Regions from separate parts of the Mus musculus genome. Here region 1 is linked to region 2. A link is a loop called in an ENCODE intact Hi-C map of the cell type or tissue named here. Cell type or tissue: heart. All regions are shown on one strand. Links, peaks and the distances in the headings refer to the core of each region. The heading gives the core; the rest is flanking DNA.

What was found. Hi-C counts contacts between places; a loop is a spot of excess contacts. Peaks named below come from ENCODE experiments on the same cell type or tissue, not always from the same donor. Only the 100,000 strongest peaks of a DNase experiment are listed, where the experiment ranks them.
Region 1: a loop joins it to region 2, with 2.1 times the contacts of the local background. A loop is called at or near these places in 2 of 42 quality-filtered maps.

What each region holds. Positions count from the first base shown.
Region 1 is chr10:51,941,531-51,948,944 of GRCm38, reverse strand. No RefSeq gene overlaps it. Among named protein-coding and RNA genes, the nearest start is that of Gm40646, 25 kb to the left of the region's middle. In heart, for the core only: a CTCF peak has its summit at 3,005 (motif pointing left); a DNase peak (open chromatin) is centred at 2,984.
Region 2 is chr10:51,787,995-51,795,408 of GRCm38, reverse strand. No RefSeq gene overlaps it. Among named protein-coding and RNA genes, the nearest start is that of Gm23906, 97 kb to the left of the region's middle. In heart, for the core only: a CTCF peak has its summit at 3,151 (motif pointing left); no DNase peak of the experiment used is centred there.

The DNA.
Region 1 (7,414 bases), core at 1,859-4,358, 150 kb before region 2:
TTCAGGGAGGAGTGTTTGGGTTGGGGAGTTATTGGCTAAGCTTCCAGGCCTTTAGGTACCTCATTAAAATGGAGATCTGTCTTGAGCCTATGTGACCACAGGTCAAGTCCTCTACTTGTGGAGGGGCTTGGGGCGTTGCCCTTATGTGACTGATGACCACAAATCTATGGAGGACTGCAGCTAGTGACAGGGGCCTGGTGCCCAGGAACAGGTGAAACACTTACCATCTCCTTAAGGTTCCCAGTCTTACTTACTCAACTGGGAACCAGGCTACCTTTCATGGTCCCACAATGGTAGGCTGGCCCATGTCTTGAATGCTGGGGTTGCAGATGTGCACCACCATAACTAGCTTCAAATCCTTGAGGAGCTTGCACTTTGCCAGCTTACTTTATAGGTAGAGTCAAACAATGTGCAGGCTTTGCAGATGTGTGTTTACATTTAATTGTATACATGTATTTTTCGTGGGTTGATCATTTCTTTTTATCATTGAGTAAAATATGCTATTTTACGCATGTATTACAATTTGTTGATTCATTCATCTGTGGAAACACATCTTGGCTATTTTCAGGTTTCTTTTTTCTTTTTCTTTCTTTCTTTTTTTTTTGAGGCTACAAAGGCAGCTACTATACAATTTATATACAATATTTTCAAATTAATTGAGCAATATCCAGGAACATAATTTCTAGATCAGATTAAGGCTATGTCTATTTGTGTTTGTATGAAACTATCAAGCTATCTTACAAAGCCTTAAAAGCACTTGGAATTCCCATGGTTTTTCATCACTGCTAGCATTTGGCTTTCTAGATACTGAAAATTCCAAGAGGTGTCAGGCATCAGCAATATGCCATTGTTGTTGTAAACAGTGTCCTAGAGAGTAAGCTAAGTCAAATAAACATTTATTTTAATCTATTATCTATTTTCTTTTGTTAGTTAATCTATAATGCATTGTTTTTAAAACAATTACAGTTGATTTATAAAAATATTTTATTTGAAGACATATATGTATGTCTTTTTATGTTTAAAAGAATTAAAACAGTGTTAACTATAGCAGAGAGAAAATGTTTTTTTTTCCTATAGAAATGTATTTAGATAATTTGCCCTCTGAAAATACATCATTAACCCAAAGATTGGTTTTTCATCTCCTCATAGGTTCTGCTAATACAGAGGGTTTTGGTAGAAGCTCAAAGTTGTATCTTTTCTCTTCTCTCCTCTCCTCTCCTCTCCTCTCCTCTCCTCTCCTCTCCTCTCCTCTCCTCTCCTCTCCTCTCCTTTCCTCCTCCTCCTCTTCTTCTTCTTCCACTTCTTCTTCTCCTCCTCCTTTATCTTCTTCTTCTTCTTTTTTTTTTTTTTTTTTTCGAGGCAGGGTTTCTCTGTGTAGCCCTGGCTGTCCTGGAACTCACTGTGTAGACCAGGCTGGCCTTGAACTCAGAAATCTGCCTGCCTCTGCCTCCCAAGTGCTGGGATTAAAGGTGTGCGCCACCACCGCTTGGGGCTATGTTTTCTGATTTAAATTAAAAGTACTTTGCCAAAGACCAAATTCATGGAAGATGAAATCAAGATATTTGCATACCACTTCAAATGGGGGGATCAATTAGAAGTGAATTGTATAATTACCAGGGGGCAAAGTGTAGACTAAAAGAAGACCCTGTGCTCTTCATTACTTGATTATTAAGTGTATGCTGGACAGCTCAGATACTATGTTTTTAAATGATTGTTATATAGTAGTAGACAGCAGCTGAGATATTAGCTACAGGAAAAAAAAGTCCTAACTCTTTGGGAGCTTCTAGTCTGGTAAATGAATTTGGATGGTGAATGAATGACTAAGTACTACAGCATTCTTAAGTGGCCATGTCATAAGCTCTTGTGGTCTTGAATTATTTGAATGAAATACTTGAAATTTTATTTCACCATATGCTACTTGTGTTTTAACTGACACTTTTTTGTGGTGATGGTGGGGGGTGCTTTTGGAATGGTTCTTCCTTAGACATTTCCAGGATTGAAGATGTGTGTGGCTGCTGCCTGGATGCCCACACCCAGATAGTTTATTTAATCTAGCTATGGGGGCTGCAGGAAACTTGATACTGGGATGGGTGAATGGTTTTTTACTTCTGTCAGGGAGAGCTGCTGATCCACCGTTCTTCAACGTTACTCAGAAATATGAACAAATGTAAATATCAAAAGGGACTCCCACAGTTTGCATAGTTCTCATGTGCACCCTTCAGTAACCCTAAATGCCTATATGCATTTTCAGCTTGACTTGAAGTCCCAGGCTGGGCCACTTGGTTTTTCCTGTGAGATGGTTTATTACCACTATTAGTTGATTAAACATTTTCAACGCTTGGAGTAAATCAGTTATGTTATCTATTTGTATATTGGGCTTCTGTTTATGGGTGGAGTGTGCCAAACATGCAGACTAAATGAAAATATACCCTGCAGGAACCATGCAAGGCATCTCTGACAACAAGCTGCTATGCTGTGGGGAATCCAGGGAATCTGTGCTTGGTGCACTGTGCTAGGAGCCTCTAGCTGGGGTGGAAAGTGAGTGGTGGGAGTGGAATCCCATGTGTGGATGGCTGTCATACTGCTCTGACTTTCAGGGAGAGGGAGTGGTAGGCAGTTTAAGGAACAGATGGGTGTCCCTGGACCTTTGAGGTTCATGGAAGCAATTATGGCAGTGTGAGTTATAGCTGGCTTGCTAAGCTCCTCCTGCATTGAACTTTCAGTTCTGTGAGTCTGAGGAGGTTATTGGCTCCCCAGTAACTTGTGTCTTCTCCATTTGATGTTCTCCATCAAATCTAAACCACATAAAGAATTCCTGGTTGCTGCTCCATTTCAAAGATAGCTTTAGAGCCCGTGAAGGACAGAATGGGGGGGGGGTAGGGATGGATAGATTTGGCTAAGAGGAAAGTGTTGAGATGATTCAAAGGGCTCCTGCTGACAGAGCAGGGGTAGCTTGACCTTCTGTAGGCCCACGTAGGCAGCCTCCTACTGGCTGTTATTTCGGGTGTTGGAAAGCCTGCCTGCCTCAAAATATCTCTCTGCTGTCTTGCCAGGTTCTGTAATTCCCACCATGAGAATCATCCTCTAGCTAAAGCATTGTGTCTCCTGGCTCAGTGTATAATGAGCCGGGCTACACAGTTAACCCATAATTGCCCATTAGCCTGCAGCCTTTCTGCAGAGAATAGCTACCAGCTGTTGTAACCCAACCCTGCTTTTCTAAGAGAATGTTTTTCACAGCCTCTTCACATAAGTGAGGGGAAATGGTGCCTCAAAGCTCTGGGTTGGGAGTATCATGGCTTCTGTGGGAGAAGCCACTAAGGCAGGGATGGTATCTCAACTACCTCCTTGGAGGTCACCAGAAGACACACTTTAGATTCTAAGAGGAATGTGGAATCCAAATGGAGTCAAATAAGTATACCGAAGTCCATGGTTTATAGATCAAATGGTCTTTGGCATTTAGTTATTTGCTTATTTATTATGTATGTGTATGGGTATGTGTGTGTGTCCTGGACACACATGGAGGTCAGCGGATAGGTAGCTTGTGGGAGTCAGTTCTCTCCTTGCATCATTTGATTCCAGGAATTGAACCCAGGTCATCAGACTTGGCAGCAATCACTTTTACATGTGAGCTATCTTGCCAGCCCCAACCTTGCCTATTTTTAAGGATGCCTGTCTATCACATATGATTTAATGTTTGCTCAAAATATCCTATTACAGGTTAGGAAAGATCCCTGATGTTGTCACTGTAACTACTCCTTTAGACATGGGGAGGACTTGTTAAATGGTAAGCCCGTTACAAGAAACGACCAGGGATTCTTTGAAACTGAGAGAATTCATGAGAATCAGCCCATGCCCCAGGATAGCATAAGGGGAGTGTGGAACCTTGGTGTGCCACAATGAGGTGGGCAACATTTCTTTACACAGTGCTGAAACTGCTGTTGTAACCCATCAGGTTGTTGTAGAATGTGAGTTAGCTTCCTCGGAAGTAGGGTCACAAGCTCTCTTTACAACATTAAATTCTTAGGCTGCCTTCCCATCTTCTGCTGTGGCACCCCTTGTCTCTGGGTCTTTTTTTCTCATTGCATTCCTTGCAGAATGTAGAGGGAGGGACCCCATGTGCAGCTCTGCTTTCTTTCCTTCCCTCTGGTGAGTCACTTGGATGGTTCAGTGCTGGTACAGGAGCACCCTTTACCTCCCTCAGGGAATGATTCTGTGAAGTGGCCATAGTTCATACCCCTGTGCTATCAGGCAGTCTGCCCCAAACCAGTGTGATGACTTCAGAGTAGAATCTCTGGAGCTGTTTTGCTGCCTGCTGTACATATCAGGGAACGACGATTAGTCACTGGTATAAGATAGACTCCGGGTTCCCATAGGGAGTAAAGGGAGGAAATAGAACCGAAGCAGATCTAAAGTCAGGGATGTGAGGAAGGGCTGTGGAAAGTGTACACAGAGCAGGGACAGGAGCCAGACTCTGTTAGCTAACAGGAATTATCCAATGTTTTTGAGTCTTCATTTTCTATTACAAATGATGGTGTCAAATGATCACTTCTAATTCATATCCTATGATTAAAAACTGAATGAAAAGTTTCAGATAAAATAGTCAGCACTGTGATTCTGACCCATAATAGATTATTTATTTTTATGTTTTTCAAATGCTTGTTATTGATGTTTTGAAACCCTGGTTAGCATGTGGTTGTTGGATATTTGAATGGGAGGTTCGGAAGTAAAGCCTTGTTGGAAAGGGTGGATAGTTACAGTGCTAACTCATGTTGCAAGAGAGGTTATAGTAAGGTGGTTTTAGGATGAAAGAAACTTGAGTGTGAATGTATATTCAGCTAAAACAGCAAATAGATAAGTTACAATCATGATGTGCAAAAGAGGGAATAGCTTTTTAAATTAGGTCATCAAAAGACCTACAAGGAAATAGACATGCGTCTAAGGGCACGAATCACTAGGAATATGCGTGGCCCATGTACTCATTGGAGCATGGTCAAACTTCCAGTGGCCAGCGCCTTAAAGGAAACTGAGTCCTTCCCCATGCCTCTGCTAAAGTGTGATGCGGACACATTGTATGAAATTCCCAAATAATTAGTAACAATTCTATGTTGTGGGGGTGGGGTGGGGAGAGAGTCACCAGCATGTAGCAAGGGCACCGCTTGCTTTCAAAGGCAGGAAGACGAGATGAGGAGTTGATAGGTTATAGGTTTGGAAATGATAGAATCAGGAGCAGGGGACACAACTGGGAGGTGGGGAGAAAGGGAATGAGAGAGAAAGACAGGGAGAGAGACAGAGAGAGAAAGAAGGAGGGAAAAAAGAGCGACATACACAGTCAGAGGGACCGAGAGAGACAAAGATAAAGAGACACAGAGAGACAGAGAGATAGAGAGACAGAGATTTTTTTTTTTTAAAGGAGCTGGCTTAAGCGCTTGTAGACTCTCCCTAGTCTTAAAACCTGCTATGGACTCAGAGGGGAATTAACGTTACAGCAGTGGAAGTTAGTCATGTTACAGGAAAGCCTTCCACCTAAGATGTGGCCCACCTACATTAACGTTTGGTGGGCATTCACTTATAACCTACTGATTAACATGCAAATCTAAAAATAACTTCATACAAACATCTAAAATATTTGAACAAATAGTTGGGAACCTTAACCCAGCAAAGTTGAGGCTCAGAATTAACCATCACACCTGATAACAACTCTAACTTGATTTTGATCTTTGGTTCTCCATGTGAAGAAAAAAATGAAGCAAGGGCTTTCTAGTGTAGGAAATGTAGTCCTCTCTCTGTGTCATAGGATGGCCAATTTAAAGCTTGGTTTTAAAAAATTCTTTTTCTTTTCCTTCAAAATATTCATTACCTGGCCATGCATAATCTCATGGCATCCAACTCTTACTCTCTCTATTTTTTTTTTTTTTTTTTGATTTTGTTTTTTCGAGACAGGGTTTCTCTGTGTAGCCCTGGCTGTCCTGGAACTCACTTTGTAGATCAGGCTGGCCTTGAACTCAGAAATCCTCCTGCCTCTGCCTCCCAAGTGCTGGGATTAAAGGCGTGGGCCACCACTGCCCAGCTACGCTCTACTTATTTATGAACACTTAGCACTAGGCATTTGTAGGGCAAAGCTAGCTGCGAGGCTGAAGGGTGGAAGGTGCGGGGCGGGGCCGGGCTTGGAGCAAGAGACCTGTGAGAATTGTCCGAATCCTGAAAATCTCATCTTGAGATTGGCAGGAATAAGGATCGATCTGTCCCTGTTTTGGACCTGCATGCTCAGGCACATAGTCCTAAATTCCAACCTCCACAATCATTGACGTAGTCTCGTAGCCTAGTTGCCAAATTACAGGTTTAGCTTCCTCTCTCCACATAAGGATGTGTCCAGCAAGCACCTGGAATTCCTCTTCATGTAAATGAAGCATTCCCAGCACCTCAGCCCCAGCCAATGATGTACACTCACTCCGAAAACCTTAACCCACTCCCCCGCCCGCCCCCCCCCCCAAAAAAAAAGATTTGGAGAAGGCATTTTCCCTGCAAATCCACCCCACCCCTCCAAACTTTAAACTTCATCCCCCCCCCCCCCCCCCGTGTAGTGCGCAAAGGTGCTGAAATATCCGGAAAGCAGAAGAAAAACCGGGCCGCAGGTCTTTATGGTTCTGGCCACAGCAGTGAGCTCTGGAGGGTCTTGGGCAGCAGTGCGCACTGGGCTGGTACTACCTCACTGGGCTTGGCCTGATTAAAGACTGGGCTAATAGTAAAAAGCTTCCGGTCTGGCAAGATAAATAGCCGGATAAATAATAAGATAAATACCAATTTGTCCACAGAGTCACTTATTCCCAGCCTGACTCTGTAAATGTGATAGTTTTACTAACAGCTCTTCCTCAGTTTGATTTATCAGTGAAACTAAAGTCTTTACTTCCACAACGAAGTCAGTGCTTCCTGGGTCCTAAAGCAAAGGAGACTAGAAGGGAACAAAACAAATCAGGGCAGAGGAGCCACTGCAAGTTGACCTAGCTAATCCATAAATTGTTAGAGGTCATTTGCTCTCTCTGCTTCCTGAGACCATTGTGTCCATACTTTGGTGAGCCTGAAAGGAAGCCTCCTGGGAAATCTCCAGTGTAGTCAAGCCATCAAGATAAAATATGAAATCAAATTTAAGAACTCAAGTACTTATGGAGAATTTGGTGATTTGCATTTCTGAGTATCTTAGATGAGGTTGTAAAGAGTGCCAGTTTGGCCATTCATGAAATACAATGAGACGTTGAAATAAGAAAAGTGTTAGGGGTACTGTTAGTTCTTCTTACTGAACTTGAGCTGTTGCAGTTGATAGATCTCGAAGATGACCCTGTATTAGCAACGTGAAGATAAATACCGCCATGGTAACTTCTCTGCACTCTGTAAACTCATTTCTGCTGTTCTGGAATTG
Region 2 (7,414 bases), core at 1,706-4,205:
AACAGCAGTAAACCGACCAAAGAAAGAAAGGAAGGGAGGAAAGAGAAGAGAAGGGAAGAGGAGAGGAGAGGAGAGGAGAGGAGAGGAGAGGAGAGGAGAGGAGAGGAGAGGAGAGGAGAGGAGAGGAGAGGAGAGGAGAGGAGAAAGGAGAAATTATTACTATTATTATTTTTCTGTCTAGAATTTTGTAGGAGACTTAGAAGTGATAAAATCTGGTCTTTGTATACAAGTCTTTGTATATAAACATGTGATTTGGTAGTGAGAGCTCACTCAGACAATATCTGCTGGCTTTGTTAGGCTTGATTCCTAAATGGTTTGGTTTTCAACTCTAGATGTCAAAATGTGGAATGATCCTCAGTCAAAGAGAGAAGGATACACAACTTGGCTGCCAAGCATGGAGAGCTAGCTCTCTGGTGGAAAGATGAGACACGACAGAGACCAGGAAACAAGCTCAATTTCTACCCTGTGATGCTGAGGAATCTGGGGGAAAACATGTTCTGACTCTCAAGAGGGAGATGACAAACTTAAAGGGGTACTGAGGGTCCAAAGTACAAAGGTCTGGCTGAAGGTTCTGCGAAATGACTCTTGGGCATCCCATAAACAAATAAGCCATCACACCGGAAGCCTCCGTGCCATTCAGCTTTGCTAATGATAACTAGGGATCACACGAGCTGCCACTGTAGTCAATGATTTCCAAATCAAATATTGCAATCTCTGGAAACTGATGAGACATATGTAGCACTGAAGCTAACAGGACGACAGGTGTAGTCTCCATTTTCTCAGGTCATATTAAAGGAGAAAGTTGTGACTACATATATAGCCAGCATCCAGTCACAGAAAAGGCAGATTTACTGTCATTGCGTGCCACAGGGACATCAAGACTGGAGTCATATTTTGGAGAATGTCACCCTTTGTCTATGAAGACACAAAGATCAGTATTTCTTAATCAGAATTTTCCAAGGTACATATGGGGGCAGCAAATATATGGAATATCTCTGTACTTTCCTCCCAGTTTTATTGTGAACCCAAAAGTGTTCTGGGAGAATAAGTAAGTAAGTTTAGTAATGACTTAAAGAAAACAAACAGTGTAAAGACATATTCAAAAATTACAAACCCAGTTGGTAAATGTGATTGGAACTTTGGCAAGTTTGTGAAAACACATTGTTTGTTTGTTTGTTTGTTTTGTTTTGCAAGAGACTCTTGGAAGAAATAGTGGCATCGTCCCATTTGAGCAGGCACAATGCCCCTTTCAACAGATGGTTGACAGAGAAGCTAGCCAAAAGTCCATGCATGAACAACAAATGCGCGGCTCAGGGCAGGAGTCCAGGTGGCCAGTGTTGAAATTGTTTTCCATCCTACGCTTGCCGGCCTATGGCGAAGCAACTAGGCTGTCACTTGACTCTTACACATTAAAGTGAAATGACCAAATAGTTCCCATGACTATAGGAAAGAAGTCCAGAAGGCTTGGGCAACAGTGTTCCCAAAGTGGCATTAGGAATCCTCGTTTTTCTTGTATCCTTATAAGGAAGACTCCCGAGCGTTCGATTAACTCTGAATTGTATCTCGCTAATGCATGAGTGCCATGTGTACACAGACATCTTGGCATCATTAGCAGTGAGAAGCATTCCCCCATAGAGATCCAGTACCAAGTCATTTTGGCCAAGAGTAAAAATTATTCCTAAGAGGGGGAATGCTGTCTTTGCTGTCTGCTTTTATATGCTTTAGGCAACTCGCTACTAAATAAATGTGGGTACAAAGCTGTTTGTCTAGTCCAAGGGTTGTCTTGTCTCTTGTGTGACTTCAATCAAAACATTATGATGTATATGAGCTGGACTTAGGTTGTCCGTGTTCTCTGTGGCTGGCACTGAACTTTTAGGTCAGCAAGAGATGTTGCTCAGGGCTTACCCAGAAGAGACAAGGCCCAGAGTTTGATCCTTAGCAGGAAAGGAAGACAACTTTAATGAAGGCATTATTTTATCAGAATCAAATGTTAGTGGCCATAGGATGTACACATGTGATTGGGGGTGGTTTCTGTCTACAAAATGGTCAATACATGTATATGAGTAAGATAAGTGTTTTCATTTTTTGTTTTCTGCTGTGTTCACCTTTCAGGCTATGAGATTTACTCAGAACTCAAACTTACAGAAAGATACAGAAAAAAATTATTTCAAAGAGGGGAACGCTAAGAGGGGAAAAAAATCATTGGTCTCAGCACAGTGAGACCCTTTTACACTCCTGTTTTGGGAATTTTTCAGTTTTTAGAGGATATTCCACTTTCAACATCATATTTTCACACAATGTATTTTGATAGATACATTTTATAACATTCTCAACAAATTAGTAAAAATATTATTAAACATTATCTATCCACAGCAAACGCGGTAAGCGGGAAGGACAATCCATTTGTTGGCATAAATTCAATAAAAACCATCTCAAACTCTTCTGTCCAGTTGCAGCCTCTTTTCTAAGAATCACAGCTACTTTAGATCTAATCTAATCTTTTTCAGGAGAACTAAACTCTTTTTATTTTAGGGATCCTACTCATATCAATGAAGTCAGGCTTTTTAAAATATGCATTTTCTGTATGTTTCAAATACATGAGAAGGTTTGGATCAAGAATCTTCCATCTACTGAATCTGATTAATAAGTAACCATTTGTTTTCTGTTCACACTCCAGGTACAGGACTATGAAACATCTTGATATATTCTTTCTTGACTTACTAGGTTTTGTTCTTTGAGCTCCCGGGATAGCACACGAGTCACGCTAATAGCTCACAAAATTTCTTAAATTATAATATGCAATTTTCCAAATTAGAAATTTTTTAACCTGAAATTCTAGCACTTGGGAAGGTGAAGAAAGATTATAAGGAGTTTAAGTCCAGTCTGGCTACATGGAGGCTTTGTGGCCAGCCTGGGTTTCTTTCATGAAAGCTAGTTTCAAAATTTTATTAAAAAAAAAAAATCTTACAATTTCTATATTATAACCAGAATCTATAATAAAAAGCTTTGTTACTTAAAAATTTATAAAACTATAACATAACTGTAAAGCTTATATTACTCTGGAACAAAATCAAAGTTTTATCAAAGTTGGAAAATGGATTTTAAATGCTGAAAAATAAATGAATTTTAGGGTCGTGCTGCCCTCTAGTGACAAGGTCAGAGAATTTCTTTCATCTGATTATCCTCACCTTAATTGAGGCTCCTGTTTGAAATACTGCCTACATATTAGAATCACTCCAAAAGCCCATTTAAAAACCCTAGTTCACAGAATGCAGAGATATTGGTGTATTTATACTGAGTCTTTTGTCAACAGTTTTGATACAGTATACAGGAGATTCAGAGAGCATCATGTTAAGAAATGCTGGTACAAACCACTCTGGAAATCAGTCTGGCGGTTCCTCAGAAAACTGGACATAGTACTACCGGAGGATCCAGCAATACCTCTCCTGGGCATATATCCAGAAGATGTCCCAACAGGTAAGAAGGACACATGCTCCACTATGTTCATAGCAGCCTTATTTATAATAGCCAGAAGCTGGAAAGAACCTAGATGCCCCTCAACAGAGGAATGGATACAGAAAATGTGGTACATCTACACAATGGAGTACTACTCAGCTATTAAAAAGAATGAATTTATGAAATTCCTAGCCAAATGGATGGACCTGGAGGGCATCATCCTGAGTGAGGTAACACATTCACAAAGAAACTCACACAATATGTATTCACTGATAAGTGGATATTAGCCCCAAACCTAGGATACCCAAGATATAAGATATAATTTGCTAAACACATGAAACTCAAGGAGAATGAAGACTGAAGTGTGGACACTATGCCCCTCCTTAGATTTGGGAACAAAACACCCATGGAAGGAGTTACAGAGACGGAGTTTGGAGCTGAGATGAAAGGATGGACCATGTAGAGACTGCCATAGCCAGGGATCCACCCCATAATCAGCATCCAAACGCTGACACCATTGCATACACTAGCAAGATTTTATTGAAAGGACGCAGATGTAGCTGTCTCTTGTGAGACTATGCCGGGGCCCAGCAAACACAGAAGTGGATGCTCACAGTCAGCTAATGGATGGATCATAGGGCTCCCAATGGAGGAGCTAGAGAAAGTAGCCAAGGAGCTAAAGGGATCTGCAACCCTATAGGTGGAACAACATTATGAGCTAACCAGTACCCCGGAGCTCTTGTCTCTAGCTGCATATATATCAAAAGATGGCCTAGTTGGCCATCACTGGAAAGAGAGGCCCATTGGACTTGCAAACTTTATATGCCCCAGTACAGGGGAATACCAGGGCCAAAAAGGGGGAGTGGGTGGGCAGGGGAGTGGGGGTGGGTGGATATGGGGGACTTTTGGTATAGCATTGGAAATGTAAATGAGTTAAATACCTAATAAAAAATGGAAAAAAAAAAGAAAATAAAAAAAAAAAAAAAAAAAAAGAAATGCTGGTACAGCCAGAGAAACTAAGTATTAATAAAAGTTGGAGTTGGTTGTCAGCTCCAAAGCATTCAGCGCACGGTCTCTGTTGCTTCTTCACGTCAGGTATGTGCAGAAATGTGTACATACTACACACACAACTGCAGAGGACAGTTCTTTCTCCACCTCCTGCATTTTAGCTTCCAGCCAACTTCCAATCAAAACACAAGTTCACTGTTAAAATTCAGAGATTCCCAAACTGATGTGCCCACCCTGTAGAGGAGAAAGGGACTTGAAGATGAGAAGATGACATTGAAACTCCCTCTCGTGATTTTTTTTTTATAGTCTTGAGTAGAATGCCCTCGTAAGACTAAAGGAGGGTTTTGTTGTTGTTGTTGTTGTTGTTTTTGTTTTGTTTTGTTTTGTTTCGTTTTGTTTAAGTTTAAGTTTAAGGCAGCACCTGGCTGCTGGCTGGCACTTTAACAGGTATTGTTTAGTGAATGAACAAATCACTAAGTGGAAATATGAAAAATAGGTTAACCTCTGAGACAAGCTAAGAGAGAATCAAATATACATAGATGGGTAAGTTCTTCAATAAAGAACAGGAACCCTTGAGATGAAGGAAGGAAGGAAGAAACCTATTCAATGAAAGCTTGGAAAGTAAACACGCATGAGCTTCCCGTGTAATGCAAATATGACAAGGCAAGGGCAATTTGTAGAGCCTGTGATTTGTCCCAAACCTCGGATGCTGTAAGACTGACCTGAGGGTTATTTTAATGAGATGTGACAACAGAACTAATCGATCGTCTGTGGAATACTCTAGGGACACAATTCATTATTTTGATAGCTAGCAAATAAAGGTTAAGACTTGGCTGTTTTGTTTTGTTTTCTACACAGATAGTATTACTGGGTAACCACATATTTCTCCTTATGGAGGAGTATTACAGTTGACAAATAAGTAAGGAATTATCAGCCATCCCAGGGAACTAATTGTTTAGGTATTCAGATCAGGTCCAACGGCAACTAATGGCAACAAGTAACTAACTGGATTTAGAATCAGAGGCTTCTGATGAAAACTCATGGTACCTCTTACAAATACACTTGTTGAAAACAGTGAACATAAGCCCAACAAGCAAGCAACCAGCAAGCCCCTAAGCCCAAGTACCAGTGTATGATATCATATACAAATATCAATACACAGAGGACCACAATATTCTTAAAATATATTACAGAGATACAATCAGCAAAATATAGAATTCCACAGGGCAATAAACTGAAAGGGAAGCAGGAATCTTTATACCAAACTGTATTAAAAGACATGGCAATCCCTGGTAGTACAGATAAGGGAGAGCCATTGGGCAGACCAGCTCAGCTGCTACCCCAGGTTCAGATTCAGGGTTTTGAGTTGACCAATCCTGAAATCTATATCATCTGTGAACTGTTCAGGCATGTGAAAGTTTGGCTAGGACACAGGGCAACAGCAGGATAACTGGGAGGAGTCTTGGTGAGGGTCCAATATTGATGGTGTCACAGAAGCCAGAGACCTTAATGACTCATTGCAATGAACATTTGCAAGTGAAGATTTGTGGGCAGAGGGGGATACTGTACACTGTGACACACTACAGTTTCCATTATAAGATGTTTTCTAGGCTTTGTTTTGGTCTATATGTTTGTGTGTTTTTTATTTGGGGCTGGGGAAGGGTGGGGTGGGGGGATGTTGCAAGGATATGAGGGGTGGATATGAGGAGACAGGGAGATGAGTGAGAATGGGGCGCACAAAGAATCAATAAAAAGTTTACGAAAAGACATAGCAATCAAACATAATTGGATCTTTTAAAAATATTTTTATTGGATATTTTGTATATTTACATTTCAAATGTTATCCCCTGTCTTAGTCGGGGTTTCTATTCCCGCAGAAACATCATGACTAAGAAGCAAGTTGGGGAGGAAAGGGTTTATTCAGCTTACACTTCCATACTGCTGTTCATCACCAAGGAAGTCAGGACTAGAACTCAAGCAGGTCAGGAAGCAGGAGCTGATGCAGAGGCCATGGAGGGATGTTCCTTACTGGCTTGCTTCTCCTGGCTTGCTCAGCCTGCTCTCTTATAGAACCAAGACTACCAGCCCAGATATGGTACTACCCACAAGGGGCCTTTCCCCCTTGATCACTAATTGAAAAAATGCCTTACAGCTGAATCTCATGGAGGCATTTCCTCAACTGAAGCTCCTTTCTCTGTGATAACTCCAGCTGTGTTAAGTTGACACAAAACTAGCCAGTACAATTGACCCCTTGTCAACTTGACACACAAACACATCACTAGTAAGCCTCAACCCTTACATTCTTATTCATCCCCAAGGTCTAAATAACTTTAAACATCCCACAGTCTTTACATATTCTTAAAATTTCAATCTCTTTAAAACATCCATCTCTTTTAAAATCCAAAGTCTTTTTACAAATAAAGTCTCTTAACTGTGGGCTCCACTAAAATAGGTTCTTTCTTCAAGAGGGAAAATATCACGGCACAGTCAAAATCAAAAGCAAAAATCAATCTCCAACCTTTCAATGTCTGGGATCCAACTCACAATCTTCTGGGCTCCTCCAAGGGCTTGGGTCACTTCTCCAGCCATGCCCTTTGTAGCACACGTGTCGTCCTCTAGGCTCCAGATGCCTGTACTCTACTGCTGCTGCTGCTCTTGGTGGTCATCTCATGGTACTGGCATCTCCAAAACACTGCATGACCCCTTCAGTCCTGGGCCTTCAATTGCAACTGAGGCTGCACCTTCACCAATGGCCTTCCGTGGCCTCTCACAGTGCCGAGCCTCAGCTGCTCTTCGTGACCCCTTCATGCCTTTAAAACCAGTACCACCTGTGTGACCCTTACATATTACCAAGTCCCGCTGCAGCAGAAGTACAACCTTGGCTATCTCTGGAACACAGCCTCTTTGTGCTTTCAGAAAACACTTCCCAGAAGATGTCACCTCAATGATG